2 separate regions of the Mus musculus genome follow, and region 2 is linked to region 1. A link is a contact called in ENCODE Hi-C or POLR2A ChIA-PET data. All regions are on one chromosome and are shown on one strand. The core of a region is the stretch at or near the end of the contact, and the rest is flanking DNA. Distances in the headings are between cores, read along the strand shown. Region 1 holds the start of Hacl1 (2-hydroxyacyl-CoA lyase 1). Region 2 overlaps Ankrd28 (ankyrin repeat domain 28).

Region 1 (6,604 bases), core at 616-3,115:
TCACCATCCCAGAGCTAGATCCCTAAAGCAATCACTATCTGGACTCTGAGGCCTGGATTTGCTCTGTGGAGAACAGGTCACTAATGCTATTAATTATTATTAATTAATTTAATTATTAAGGCTTTATTAATTATTATTTTTCATGTTTATGGCTTATTTGCCTGCATGTATGTCTACATAATACGTGTGTGCCTGGTGCTCTCAGAGGCCAGAAGAGGGCATTGGCTTTGCCAGAACTGGAATTACAGATGGTTGTAAGACACTATGTGGTTGCTGGAAATCAGGTCATCTGGAAGAAGTCACTGCTCTTAAACACATCTCTCCAACCCCTGCCGTCTGATTTTTAAGAAAGTTAAAATTTAGGGCCTGAGATATAATTCGGTGGTAGAGTGCTTGACTAATATGTGCAAAGTCCTAGGGTCAGTCACTAGTATTGCTTTTATGACTTATTCTTTCTTTGAGTAATTAAAAGACATGGTCTCTCTACATAGCCCTGGCTATCCTGAAACTCACTAGGTAGCCCAGGCTGGTCTCAGACTCGCAGAAGTCGACATGCTCCTGCCTCCAAGTGCTGGGATTACAGATGTGAGCCACCACATCTGGCGCTACGATGCCAAATCTCACCAAAATAACAAATAACATTTTAAGCATACTGCCAACAAAAATAACAGGGAGTATGATTAACATATTCCAAGTCCACACAGAGTGCTCTGTATAAATTACAGCGCCTGGGATCCTTACACTGAAGTTGGATGGAACAGCAGTGACTTTGCACTTGGAAGACAGTCACGTCACTTCTGCTTAATCTCTACAGGCAAGGGAAGCAAGGCCCGCTGTACCTTGAACTGCTAGGCGAAGGCAATAACCAGCTCAATGAGTTTTCTCTTTGCCAAATGGCAAAAATGGCCAGTTGAAGACTGATCCTTAATAAATATAAACCAACCAACCAACCAACCAACAAACAAACAAACAAAAGCCCATTCGATCTGAATCACAGTGATTTGTTCCCATCAGGGTCCAGTTTGCCCTTCATAAAGTGTTCTGCCAGTAATTCTGAGAAAGCAATCGGTGTTAAGGGGCCAAGAATCCACTAATGTCTACAAAGCACGCGATGCCAGGGGTCAAGCAGGCTAATCCATGAACCAGTAAGTAGAAAACCAACACTATTACTTTGGTAAAAGTTAAGCAATCATACATTAATTATTAAGCAATGGCTCTAACAGACCTTAGTGATACCCAACTGGAACAAAATAAGTAAATATAAACCAGGCAGAGGGCAGGAGCAGCTACGGTGTTAATAAGTTTATCTCTTGAGCAATTTTGGTGTCATCTCTGATTAAGAATACACCTCTGCTCACAGACTTCTGGAACGTGCACATGATGTGGGGTGCAAAACCACAGAGTTATAAAATCAGAGGGCACAGGAGCACGACACTGTACCCAAAAGCCTGTTTTTTTTCCAACTTTACACTCTCCAAGTTACCCGCGTCCCAGCAGCCTTTGCGTAGCTTGCCTCCAATCAGCGGGAAGCCCCGGCGAGGGCGGGGAGGCGCGGTGGGGCCACGCCCCCTCCTCGCCTGGTCTCTGCAGTCACCCTCCAGATGTGCCATCCCCTCCATACCGGACTGAGCTGTATCGCTACCCTAGTGGAGGACAAAACCAAGGCGAGCATCCTCAGAGATTGGGTTTCTTACCTGCTTCGCATAGGACGCGGCCTCCGGCTCGTCCCGCCTCCTGCTGATGGCGGAGTCCGGAAAAGACTGACTGGAGAATGGGCGTGCTTACATGATCGCCTCACCAAGGACTGACTTCTTGTCCCGCCCCTTCTCCCCTTTGCTTAAATCCGTTGGGCTGCCCTCCTGTCTGTCAGAAGCGGGTGTCACCAACAACAACTCTTAGGCTAGTGAAGCTGTGAGCTGCGAGAGTGCCTTGAAGTAACTTTAGGTGGAAGATGCCAGAAAGTAACTCCGCAGAGGGTAGCGACAGAAGCGAGGAGCAGGTGTCTGGTGCTAAAGTCATCGCCCAGGCTCTAAAAACTCAAGTACGATGGATCCCTCGGGTGTGAAAGGCTCTACAGAAGCAGACGGGGACCTCGCGTTGTCCTAGAGACGGAGGGCAAGGAGGCGGGGGCGGGGGTCCTGTAGGTCTTTCCTTTGGACCCCCCGGGAGGGCAAGAAGGCTGGGTCACCTGATGATAGTTGTTTGTTGCCCCTTTTCCCTCCTACCCTCAGGATGTGGAGTACATGTTCGGTGTCGTAGGCATCCCCGTGACCGAAATCGCCCTTGCTGCCCAGGAACTGGGCATCAAGTACATTGGGATGCGGAATGAGCAAGCGGTGAGTCTTGACACAGGGACCAAATGGCAGCCATTCGATGCACACAGCGTCCCATCGTTTCTAAAGCATTGCACGTACCACTGTTAATCCTCCTTGACAGGAAAATGAGAAGAGAGAGACTAAGTTAAACTTGCCCAACGCGAGTCATTTGGTAGTGGCATTTGAACTCAGGTATTCTGAGTTTGGAGCTATGCTTATACCTTTCTACCGTAGTGTACTCTGCCACATCCAAATATCAGAATCGAAAGGGGTAGTCTTACTTCACTACTAGACTGTTAGTTCTAGCAGAGAAGGCATATTGATTCATCGCTAGGTAAGTGTATTGCCAGCATCTGATGTAGTTCCTGTACATGACAGGTGTCAGAGAGTGATTAGTGATTGAAGGCCAGGACTCATGCAACATAAAGTGGAAGACATTATAGACGGCAGTGCCGTCATTGGAACTCAGGGCTCTCAAACCCCAGTTTGGTGCTTTCCCTCAGCATTATGCCTCCCTCCTTTGGGGTCTTACCTGGGAGAGGGAAAACCAAAGGACATTTTATGAACCCACTTAAAGTATTTTCTCTGGCAGCCCAGGATTACCCTCTCTTAGCAATCCAGGCAAAAATATCAAGTATCTGGTGCAGATGAAGTGGTTCAGTGAAGTTCTACAAAGCCACGTAACCTCATAACCTGAGTGTAATCTCCAGGGCCTGTATGGAAAAATGAAGGCGGTTTCTGATTTATGATTCATGTTGTCCTTGGACCTACACACACACACACAGGCTGAGTTAAATTGTTTTGGACCTACACACACACACAGACAGGCGCTCTCTCTCTCTGTCTCTCTGTCTCTCTGTCTCTCTGTCTCTCTGTCTCTCTCTCTCTCTCTCTCTCACACACACACACACACACACACACAAATAATTTAAAAGATTAAGAATTGGGGCTGAAGACTTAGCTCAGCAGTTCATAGTACTTGTTGCTCTTTCAGAGACCAGGATTTGATTTCTGGCATCCACGTGGTGGCTCCCGACCTCCCATAACTCTGGTTCCAAAGGATCTAACGATTTCTTCTGACCTTCATGGGTGGCACACACGATTCACACCCCCCCCCCACACACACACAGCTGTCCCTTCTGCTGCCGTCACTGCTGTCCTGATCCACGCTCTTGACCCCTTTTCTCTGCCATCCGATGTGAGTTCCATTGGGTGTGGCTCATTTGCTTTCAAATCCCCACAGTACTGACTTGACTTGAGGTCTCTATGTAATCTAGGTGTGTACTACACTATTTGCTAATTGAAAGACCTTTATCAATAAGGCTTGAAAGTTATAGGGAGTGTTTTTAATCAGAAAACTGGTAGGTATTAATTTGTGTTGTTTACACTTTTATTCCCTTACCTCTTTGTTTTTTCCAGTGCTGGGAATTGAACCCAGGCCCTTGTGCACACTAAAGCAAGCACTCTGCCACTGAGCTGTACCCTTACCTCTCAGTTTTCCTATGTGGAATAACCTTCTATTCTTTTACCTGCATGAGAAAGGATAGGTGCTGATCTGTATTTTACTATTTTTCTTGAGTATGTTTGCCCGTTGTTTCTTCTTCATGCAGTAGACATGCACTAAGTATGTACTGTATGCATGATGTGGACTGTATACGCGGCAGAAGAGAGGGATATAAAGAAGATATAAGGTTTATTTTTCACCTCCAAGTTGATGAGTTGGGGGAAATGAGGGTAAGACACAAAAAGACAGTCTGAAATAATTTAGCTCCTCAAAAAGGAATCCATAAAAGGGAGAGTAGTCACACACAGTGTGTGACTGGCTGTCCTCACTGGGACAGGAAAGATTGCTCATAGAGGTGATGGCTTGTCCTTGCTGCATCAGTATAACTTAAAGGCATGGCAAACTGTGAGAGTGGGTAGTTAGGCCAAAGGATGGTGATGGAAAATCTGCAGCTCACAACTGCAGTCCCTGTAGCTACTCAGCTGAAACAGAAGATTTCAGGTTTGGAGCCAACCTGGTCAGCTGAGACCATGGAGGGCTTGGGTTATCTTTCAGTGGTAGAGTACTTGTCTAACATGTCCAGTGCTCTGGGTTTCCCTGGTACAAAGACAACAGACTTGAATAAACAGACAAATCCATACAGTCTTCTGAGAGAGCATCCCACAGAGGATGATAAGGGAGCTATCTTGAAGAAAGAGTAGGCATGGCCTGTTAGGAAGGGAAAGGTTAGCTCTTCTAGAGGTGACCCCTAGGTTAGCGGCTTACATGACTAGATGATATGGCTACTGACTGAGGCTTAGAATAGAGAGAGGAGGACCATTTACAAGGGAAGATGGCAGGTATAACGATGGAGTTTTCAAAGGGAATACTCAAAAGTGCTCAGAAAGACTCAGGCACAGGTTTGTGCTAAAGAGAAAGGTGCACTTGGCGATTGCTTTATATGTTGTCTGTCAGGTTTTTAGAGTAGTCAAGACATTCGTGTGGCCAGAAGCTAGGAGGTTATCAGGGATTTAGCTATATTCTAAGTATTTTACATGTCTGGGATTGCTGACCTTGTCCTCTTTGGGGTGCTCTGAATTATATTCATTTTGTAGATGAAAAAGCCAATGTGCAGAGTAATTTCTCAAAATCACACAGTAGAATGTAGGAGAACTAGGCTCTGAGTCAGAGCACTTTGACTCCAGATCTATCTTGAGAACTATGTGTGCTGAGGGGATGTAATTTGATAGAAAAGTAGAGGGTTTTTTTTTTTTTTTTTTTTTTTTTTAGTGGTAATAAAGTTTGTTATTTTTCATAAGGCAGTGAAGTTCATACCTGAACTGTAATCCTAGCACATGGGAGGCAGAGGCAGGTGAATCTCTGAGTTCAAGGCCAGCCTGGTCTACCTATCAAGTTCTAGGACAGCCAGGGCTACACAGAGAAACCCTGTCTCAAACGACAACAACAAAACCAAACCAACAACAGCAATCTGTTATTTCTCATCGCTTGGCATATGCCAGAGGAGTATTCTTTCTGCATGTTTTGTATTTTACTACTATAAGCGAAAAATTATTCCCAATATATGATTAAGTATATTAATTTTAGCAAACCTTTTATGCAGTTTACTCTTGTTTTTAAAAAGAAAACAAGTAATGTCTATAATGTTCTAGACAAAGAATAATTTTAAAGTGCCCTCAGTGTTCTTCTTGGGCATCTTGTATTTCCTTTAACTTAGAGTTTCCCCTGTTCCTTGTAAGCTGAGGGAAGTACAGTTTGGTGAAAAACAGCCAGGCATGGTGACTCCCGGATGGATGCCAGAGCTCACGAGGCTGAAGAGGTGCAGTCAAGGGCAGCCTGGGCTACAGAATGAGAGCCTGTCTCAAAACAAACAAAAAACCATGTCAGCAGTAAAAAAAAAAAAAAAAAAAAAAAAAAAAGTCACCAGCTCGCTTGCTAAGAATTGAAGACATACAGTAATGTGTAACCTGACTGTGTGGGAGCACACTCAGAAACAGGGATAACTGAAAAATCCCATTTAAAATGGAGCCACACTCACTGGCCCATATAATTATCTGCAGACATCAAGCCAAACTGATGAGGGATAAGAGAAAACATAGATTATCAGTGTGAGGAATGAAAATACGAACATCGTTACAGACCCTAATGTGTAAATGGGCTGAAGAAATCACAGTGGAAAATGGAGACTTTTTAAAATCAATGACAATGAAATGAGTATCAAATGTAATTCGTGGGCTGGTGAGATGGCTCAGGGGGTAAGAGCACCCGACTGCTCTTCCAAAGGTCCAAAGTTCAAATCCCAGCGACCACATGGTGGCTCACAACCACCTGTAACAGAGATCTGATGCCCTCTTCTGGTGTGTCTGAAGACAGCTACAGTGTACTTACATATAATAAATAAATAAATCTTTAAAAAAAAATGTAATTCGTAAGATAAAATACCTTTTAGACGAAGTAGCTGAAGTGAATCTGTTAGTAAAGATTTCAAACCAATGCTGTCAGGTTTTTGTTTGTTTGTTTGTTTTGTTTTTTGTTTTTTTTTCAAGACACCAGGAAAGGAAAGGCAAATCAAACTCAAGGAAAGACATTAAGTAATGAATGCATAGGCAGACACTAGGGAAGTAGGAAACAATACAGAAAAACAAAAAACCTAATGGTGCCAGGACTTGGAAGCCCCAGACATGAGAGTCACCATGGGCTACGAGGTAATGAGACCAGGCTCTAAACAAAGAAGTTAACCCTTCAGAGAAGAGTGAGAGAAGACATACATGAGCTGTAAGAAATCAAC
Region 2 (6,912 bases), core at 1,667-4,166, 57 kb before region 1:
GAGTAGCGGGTGTGCAGCTTCTTACTGTCAGAGCTTGCCTGCCAAATTGAAGACTGCCTTTCAGGTAACAGAGAAGAGGCTGACAGTAGGCTAATTTTAAATTACACTTTTCTGTGGTTCTTTTATTGTAACTGTCACTTTCCCAGTAACAATGATTTTACATTGGGGGGAGGGGTCTTACTAGAGCTGGGTAAAGTTCCATACATTGCAACAAAATGATACCCAATTCCATCTTACCCTTTTTGTATTGTGAAACTGGAACTTTATGACATTGTAAATTATCAGCTGGTTTTTCTGAATATAAAGTGTGAAAACACAGAACAGTATTTTGATCTATTTGATAATTTTGTGGGTTTTTTGAAGAATTAATGAGCATGTACATAGAAATAGTGACTGCTTGAATCCTGTATTTACTTGCACTCTTTCAGTACATCAAGATTCCTGTATATTTTAGAGTATAATAAAACACAGACGTGAGCTGTATTTAATGAATAATGTATTTGTATCTGTGCATATTACTTAAAAATCTATAAAGTTTCTAGGGCATTGACTACTAGATTTTAAGCATTTTTCTAAAATATTTGCAAAATTATAAATATAATCTCCATCTTTTCTTTATAATATAAAGGAGTCGTAATGAACCCTTCGTAATTAATAGTGGGAGAAGGGTAAATATGCATTTTAAAAGACCGTAGACTACATTTCTATTGTACCTTTTAAAAAAGAAAACTCAAGAGGATTCTAAAAGTATACCATATGTGTGCTTTCTCTTTCCTTTTAGGAATTCTCTTCTGAATTCCCTGAGGGAATTTTCTAGAATCTCAGAATTGAAAGAGACCTGAGGTCCATCCAGTCTAACCTCTTAAATGCAGGAGTCCCTTCTCCAAGGTTGTCTTTCCACCTTGAACACTTCCAGTGACTACCTCACGAGCAGTCCATTCATTGTTGAGCAGCTCTGTTAGGAAGGTCTCCTTAATGGAGCTGAAGCCTCCCTCCTGGTAACTTCTGTCCTTGGGCCCAGCTCTGTCCTCCAAGGGAATGCTGGAAGGATGACTTTCCACCCTCTGCCATGTCTTCTCTTTCACAGGCTGAAGTGATTTCCAGATGGACTCATTAGACACATTGTCTGCACATCTATTGAAGTCAAATGTGTAGCTATAAAGTAACAAACTCATCTTTTAATTTATCCTCATATGTATGTAGAGACCAAGATCCTGCATCACTTTAAGTAAAACACTCGGGAGGTGGTTTGTGCTGTTACCAGCCGACTAGAAAAGCTGTTCCTTTGTGGTAGTTTGTCTCTAGCTTGAGCAACCCACTTCCTTTGGTGTGCACTGGAAGAGGGAAATTTTGAAGTACTATCCCAGAAAGTGTTGACTAACACCAGTATTTGGAATAAATACAGGAGCACAGCATAGCGCCATACGTTACTTTATAGTTACATACACCTATAGTGTGCACAAAGCATTGGTCCTGGTGGGTCGGTTGTGTATTTATCCTCGCCCACAAGGGGAAAGTCTGTCGGCCTTTAATTTCTGTGAGAAAGGTGACATCTAAGATATGTGTTACAGAAATACCAGCTTTTGCTCAGAAACAACTTTGGGGGAGATAACGATGACAGGTGACCTCAAACAGTGCCATTTAGTTCAGAGATCTCTAAATGTAGCTGTAAATTTGGGGTTAATTTGGCTTCAAATATTGGATCTTTTAAATGAAATAAAAATTTTTAATGTAAAAAATCAAGTGTCTTTCTTTTTTACATATAAAGAACTTTTTTCTTTAAAATGTGTTAAGTTACAGCAGGTTTTTAGACAAGTTTTTTGCAGGTTGTTAGTGTGTTTCCTACAGCCTAGAATGAATTCCTGAGTGTTCCTACTCCACGTCTAGGTGCTGCATCACCTACAGGTATGTGCCTCCATCCCCAGCTCTGATTTTTGTCCTTTAAGAACTCAGTGGCTTCTTAGTAGTTATTTTAGACTTTTGTACTTACCAAAATGAATCTTTCACATGTATTAACTCAACAAGTATATGTTTCTTACCTGCTATGTACTTGAGTATCAGTGGGCAGAATGGTGGTGGTGTCCTTTAACGGCTGACGGTTTCATCATGTAAGCAAAAAGTGATAAATAGGACTGAGATAAGCCACCACCGAGGAAGGCAGGAACAGGACACCTAAGCGAGCAGGAAGGCAGCGGGCTTCATGGTGGAGGCAGCGCAGAACCTGGACACTGGGGACAAGTCTGACTGAAGCAGGTGAAGAAGGCCTACGAGATTTCCTAGGTGCAAGAGCTTGGAAGTGCTTGGAAGAGGGCAGATGGGGGCACGGTGCTCTTCAACACGAGGTGTTCCTATGTGAAATGAGAGCGTAACAAGCTATACAGAGCTTTGATAACAGGCATTAAAAACAGATAAATATTAGTAGCTGCTTGGGACCACAGATAAAGGAGTTTTAATAATCTTTGAAATCATCTCTGCAGGTAACAGTAATAGAAAAGGCCAGTACACTGTTGATCATGTACCAGGCAAAGACGTAAATGCTTGAAATATGTTATCTCTTAATCCCCATGACTATCCAATGAGGTAGGTACTATTAATAACATTTAACACGTGGAGGAAGACAAAATAACTTTTGACCACAGTCTTGATTTTTAAAACCTGACTTCAGCTGCAGGCAGTCCTCCTCCTGTAGTGCTCTCTAATGCGTGTGCTGATTCTCTGGTTTTTGTCTTGACTTCAAAATTGTTAAATTCCCTTCAGTTTTATTCTCATAGCTCAATATCTTTAGAATAAACAGGAATGTGGTCACAGCCAGTACTGGACACCTGCTGCTTGCAATGGAGCTGAGGTTCTGGGTATAGAGAAGTAAGGGGGAGGGAGTTGTCACTCACCCTTGTGACAGAGTGGAGCCAGAGAGCCTGCCATCTGCTCACCTCAGTCACTGTTGCCATCATAAGCACCATGCATCTCACTTGCCTAAAATAACCCTCATGCCTTTGTAGGTTGGCTGACACGGGCTTGTTGGAGGGGCTGCTTCAAGCGGGAGCCTTCAGAGGGCTTTGCCACCTCATAGGAGCCGACCTTCATCTGTTTCATCTTGATCCTAGGTTGAAATACAATAAGTTACATGGAAAGTTCTCATAAGCCTGGAAGGAATTCTGAGCACACCGACATGATTTGTCCTCTGAGCACCACATCTGCTGCCTTTGGGCTTAGCCTCTGGGACAGGGGAGCATGGTTTGGGAGCCACTTCCACAGTTTAGCTAGTCCTGAGATGGTGTGCTGGCCAGTTGGTTGCACCTGGAAGCCTTCATTTCATCCCTATACCCTCTTTTTTGTTTCTGTGCCCTACTTCCTGTTTAGTTTGTTTCCTGTGAGACAGGACATGAAACGTGTAATCCCTGCCCCTACCTTCTGGGTGCTGTGCAGGTGTGTACCATGTTCATGTTCAGTTCTTGACTCCGTCTATGTGGGTAGGATCTGGAGCTTGGAGAACTAGTCTCTTTCCCATCTCTCTGCTCGGCTCCTCCAAAGCAGATACTAGACTAAGGGAGATGAGAAGGTTTGGGTAGTGGCTGCCTTTAAAAATCAGAAAAGATGATGACATACAGTGTTGTCTTGACAACAGCTTTCCATCCCCAGCACCACCGTGTCCCATCCCTGCCTCGTTGGTTCTCTGGGTTGTTTCCTGTTTCCTTCTGGTTACCTCACTCTTGCATTCTGAATCCTGGTTGGTTTTTGTTTATTGTTTTGTTTAAGAAATAAAATGCTTTTAACATATTAATTGTAGATGATGGGCTATATTTCTGTCTGCTGTTTTTATTTTGGTTTTTACCAAGGCACAAAGTTTTACTTCCCCAGAGGGTTTCTAATTCTGCTCCTGTCTGCTCTCTTCATTCGATTTTGAAACAAAATTTGAGTAGTGACTTAAGCTTAAAATATCCCTTACTATTTTAAACTAAAAATGAGTTTCGGGGTTTTTTTTCCATTAATTTATTAACTTTACATCTGAATCGCAGCCCCGCCCCTTCCCCTTCTCTGAGAAGGGGGAGTGCCCCATTGAAGGCCATGCAGGAGGAATCACATAGAATGCAGCCCGTAGGTTACCACAGCTACATGGGTGAGACTTGGCATTGCATGACCCAAAGGGCCACGTGTCCTGAAGACTTTATACTGTTATGGAGTTCTGCTCTGCTTCTGCCCTCACATCCCTCTTTTTTCTTTCTTCTTCTTCTTTTTTTAATCCCTCTTAATCGAAGAGTTATATGAAAACTTTAAGAGGTTTTCAGTTCCTCTCTGGCCAGTATCTCTGACATTCGCAGTGCCGATGCTTGATCTCTTTCAGGCATTGCTGCGAGGACAGCCAAGGCTACACAGAGAAACTGTCTCAAAAAAACCAAAATAAAATAAAATAAAATTGTTAGTGAGGCTAGGTTGAGATGGTTTTACTACTGGCTTTTATGGAAAAAAATCTTAGAAAGCAGACTAAAGTTCAGAAAGACACACTCTTACTAGTTAAGCAATTAACTAATTAGGTAACCAGTTAGTTAAGGTGAGGGAGCGAGAGCAGTGGCAGCACTGGCTGACATGACTCTCTGAGGCTGGACTGGTGGTGATTCATTTCTTAGTCCATTTTTGCCCTCAGCTTCAGTTGCTGATGAGTGGATGTGCATTGTGAGGACTTAAGGTAGATATGACTGGGTTTATCTAAAAGCTTAGATTTGTGATTCTTTTAAGATTCTTGGAAGATTACTTTTAAAGATAATAAAATAATTACTCCTTTCTTTGTAACTGCAAATTGCTGCCTGCTAGTAAGAGAAACTGGCTGAGAAAAACTACCTTGCTTGCTTTTATACTTTGTTAGTCTATAGCAAGTTGCTTAGTTATAAATGTACATGGGTTTGGGGAAATAATTTTTCTTTACCTGTACTATGTAATGTTATTTCTTGTAAAGGTATTGGAGAACACATTGGTTTTTTTCATAACCATTCACTAGAAGAAAACTAAAAGATAATCACATTGTAATTTTATAATGCTTAAAAGATTTTGCTGAGATACATAAACTGGAAGAAATTATAGTGTGGGGATTGGCATATTGTTCCTTCCATCCATCCACTATGTATATGTATGTATGTGTATATGAAAAGTTTGTGTGAGTGGAGGTTGGAATACTGTTCCTTCCATCCATCAATTATGTGTATGTAGATATATATATGTAAAGCTTGTCTGGGTGAGCAGTGGTGTATTCATGTATGTATGTGTGAACTGCTTGGAGCCTGCTTGCTGGAGCTTTGCTCTAACCATTCTATGTGTAATTATGTATATGTCTGTCTATAGTTATGTATGTATGCATGCATATATGTATATATGTGTATATGAAGTTATTGGACTCTGCCTTTTGTTTCATCCACTCAGAGAGAGAGAGAGAGAGGAGAGAGATTTTCTCTCTTCCCTTTCCCACCAGCCCCAAGGAGTTAAAAAGAGTTAATAGTTTTTTCACTGGCCACAGGGAGTACCAGCCCCAGTGAATTAAGCTTTGTTCCCTCAGAGAAAAATTTGCTGAGTAACTGCTCTGATCCCTGGCTGCCATTGGCAGCAGCCCCTGTAGGTATCTGGATCCACCCCCATCAGCAGCTACCTGCTTCTGTTTACCCAACACATGGATGCCAAAACTGGCTACTGGCATTCTGGCTCCCAAACAGGCTATGATGCAGTAAGCCCACTGTTGCTCTGAGGAGACTGGATAAAGGGCACAGCTGGAGTTGACTTCATCTAGGCCGCAACTAGCTGATGCTGTGAATCACCTGCCACTTTAGGCGGAAGCTCCCAGCACCTTAGAACGCTGACCCTCTGAATTGTCTGCCACTTTGGGCTAAGACTCCCTCCGGTTAAGCATCATCCTCACTAAAATAGGACAGGGTAAACCTATGGAATAAAGGTTTTCCTCTGGTGTTATTAAACATACTTTTGAAAAAGAAAATTAAGGTTTGCACTAGTCAGCTGATGGTTCTCCCCAGCTGGTACAGTAAGCCAGTCCTTGGTTTCCTAGACCAAGGAGCTTTAGACATTGAACCTGGGAAACCGCAGGAATGGAGAGAAAGGCATCCCTCTTACTGCACTATCTGAATATGCATAAGCAGACATTGGCAGGTGATCGAGAGCTCTGGTCTCCCTCATGAAGGGACTCCTTTATTGGTGTCTCATTCAGGATCTAAAAACAATGTTTATTTCTTGATAGAATAAAAAAAAGATAGTTCAGGAGAAGATAGTAATGAATCAGAAGAAGAGAACGTGACCTTGGAGAAGGAATCTGACTTGAAGATGGAGGCAGCAAAATACTGTAAACCTGAATGCCCTCAACTGCAATGCCTGACCCTGAGCCTTCTCCCCAGGCCTCCTGAACAACCAAAGCCGCCTGTGGGATTCATCACTGATGTGCTGTGCTTGACAAAAGCGTAAAACTTCTTTCAAATATTCATTGGATTTGGCATTTCTTAAAAATAATTACAGCTAAATTGAAGCCACTGTTTGATATTCTCAACCTGGATACTGCCCCAGAGTCACTAAGAAAATTGACTTCTAACGTTAAAATTTTATTAGCCCTTTTAGAGCCAGATCAGCCCCGTTGCCCCAAGACAGGGATGTTTACTTACGGCTCCTCCGCAGACACGCTGCCTTGATTATTGATGTTCAGACAGAATTTTCCCCACACTAAAACTTCTACACAACAAAGGAGCTAATAGCAATAATTACTGTTTTTAAAGACTAGAGAACAAACCCTTTAACTTGTATGCTAACTCTTAATATCTAGCCAAGTTGTTTTCCCCGTATTAAAAAATGTTCTACTGTCTTCTGGCTGCTTCACTACCCTAACCCTGCTTTCAGAATCGCAAGGCTTACCGCAGTCTAGAAATT

The links. A loop is a pair of places that touch in the nucleus more often than their neighbours do. ChIA-PET counts read pairs that join two places held with the same protein, here RNA polymerase II (POLR2A).
Region 2: a loop to region 1 is called in a map of mouse trophoblast stem cell, with 3 times the contacts of the local background. The contact joins the enhancer-like site here to the promoter of Hacl1 in region 1. A Hi-C loop is called at or near these places in 1 of 37 maps with a recorded cell type or tissue (mouse trophoblast stem cell). POLR2A ChIA-PET finds 5 or more read pairs at or near these places in 1 of 5 experiments (embryonic stem cell).

The regions. Positions count from the first base shown.
Region 1 is chr14:31,636,226-31,642,829 of GRCm38, reverse strand. It overlaps Hacl1 (2-hydroxyacyl-CoA lyase 1), which reads left to right and starts at 1,865. Exons shown (of 17, transcript NM_019975.3): 1 at 1,865-2,041; 2 at 2,232-2,336. The coding sequence starts at 1,952. It overlaps Btd (biotinidase), which reads right to left and starts at 1,773. Exons shown (of 4, transcript NM_025295.4): 1 at 1,695-1,773. The coding sequence starts at 1,705.
Region 2 is chr14:31,693,595-31,700,506 of GRCm38, reverse strand. Ankrd28 (ankyrin repeat domain 28) reads left to right here. Exons shown (of 28, transcript NM_001024604.2): 28 at 1-492. Among named protein-coding and RNA genes, the nearest start is that of Btd, 56 kb to the right of the region's middle. Within about 2 kb of position 2,916, at least 1 of the 3 ENCODE cell types and tissues checked has a DNase peak (open chromatin) inside an H3K27ac peak, as active enhancers do.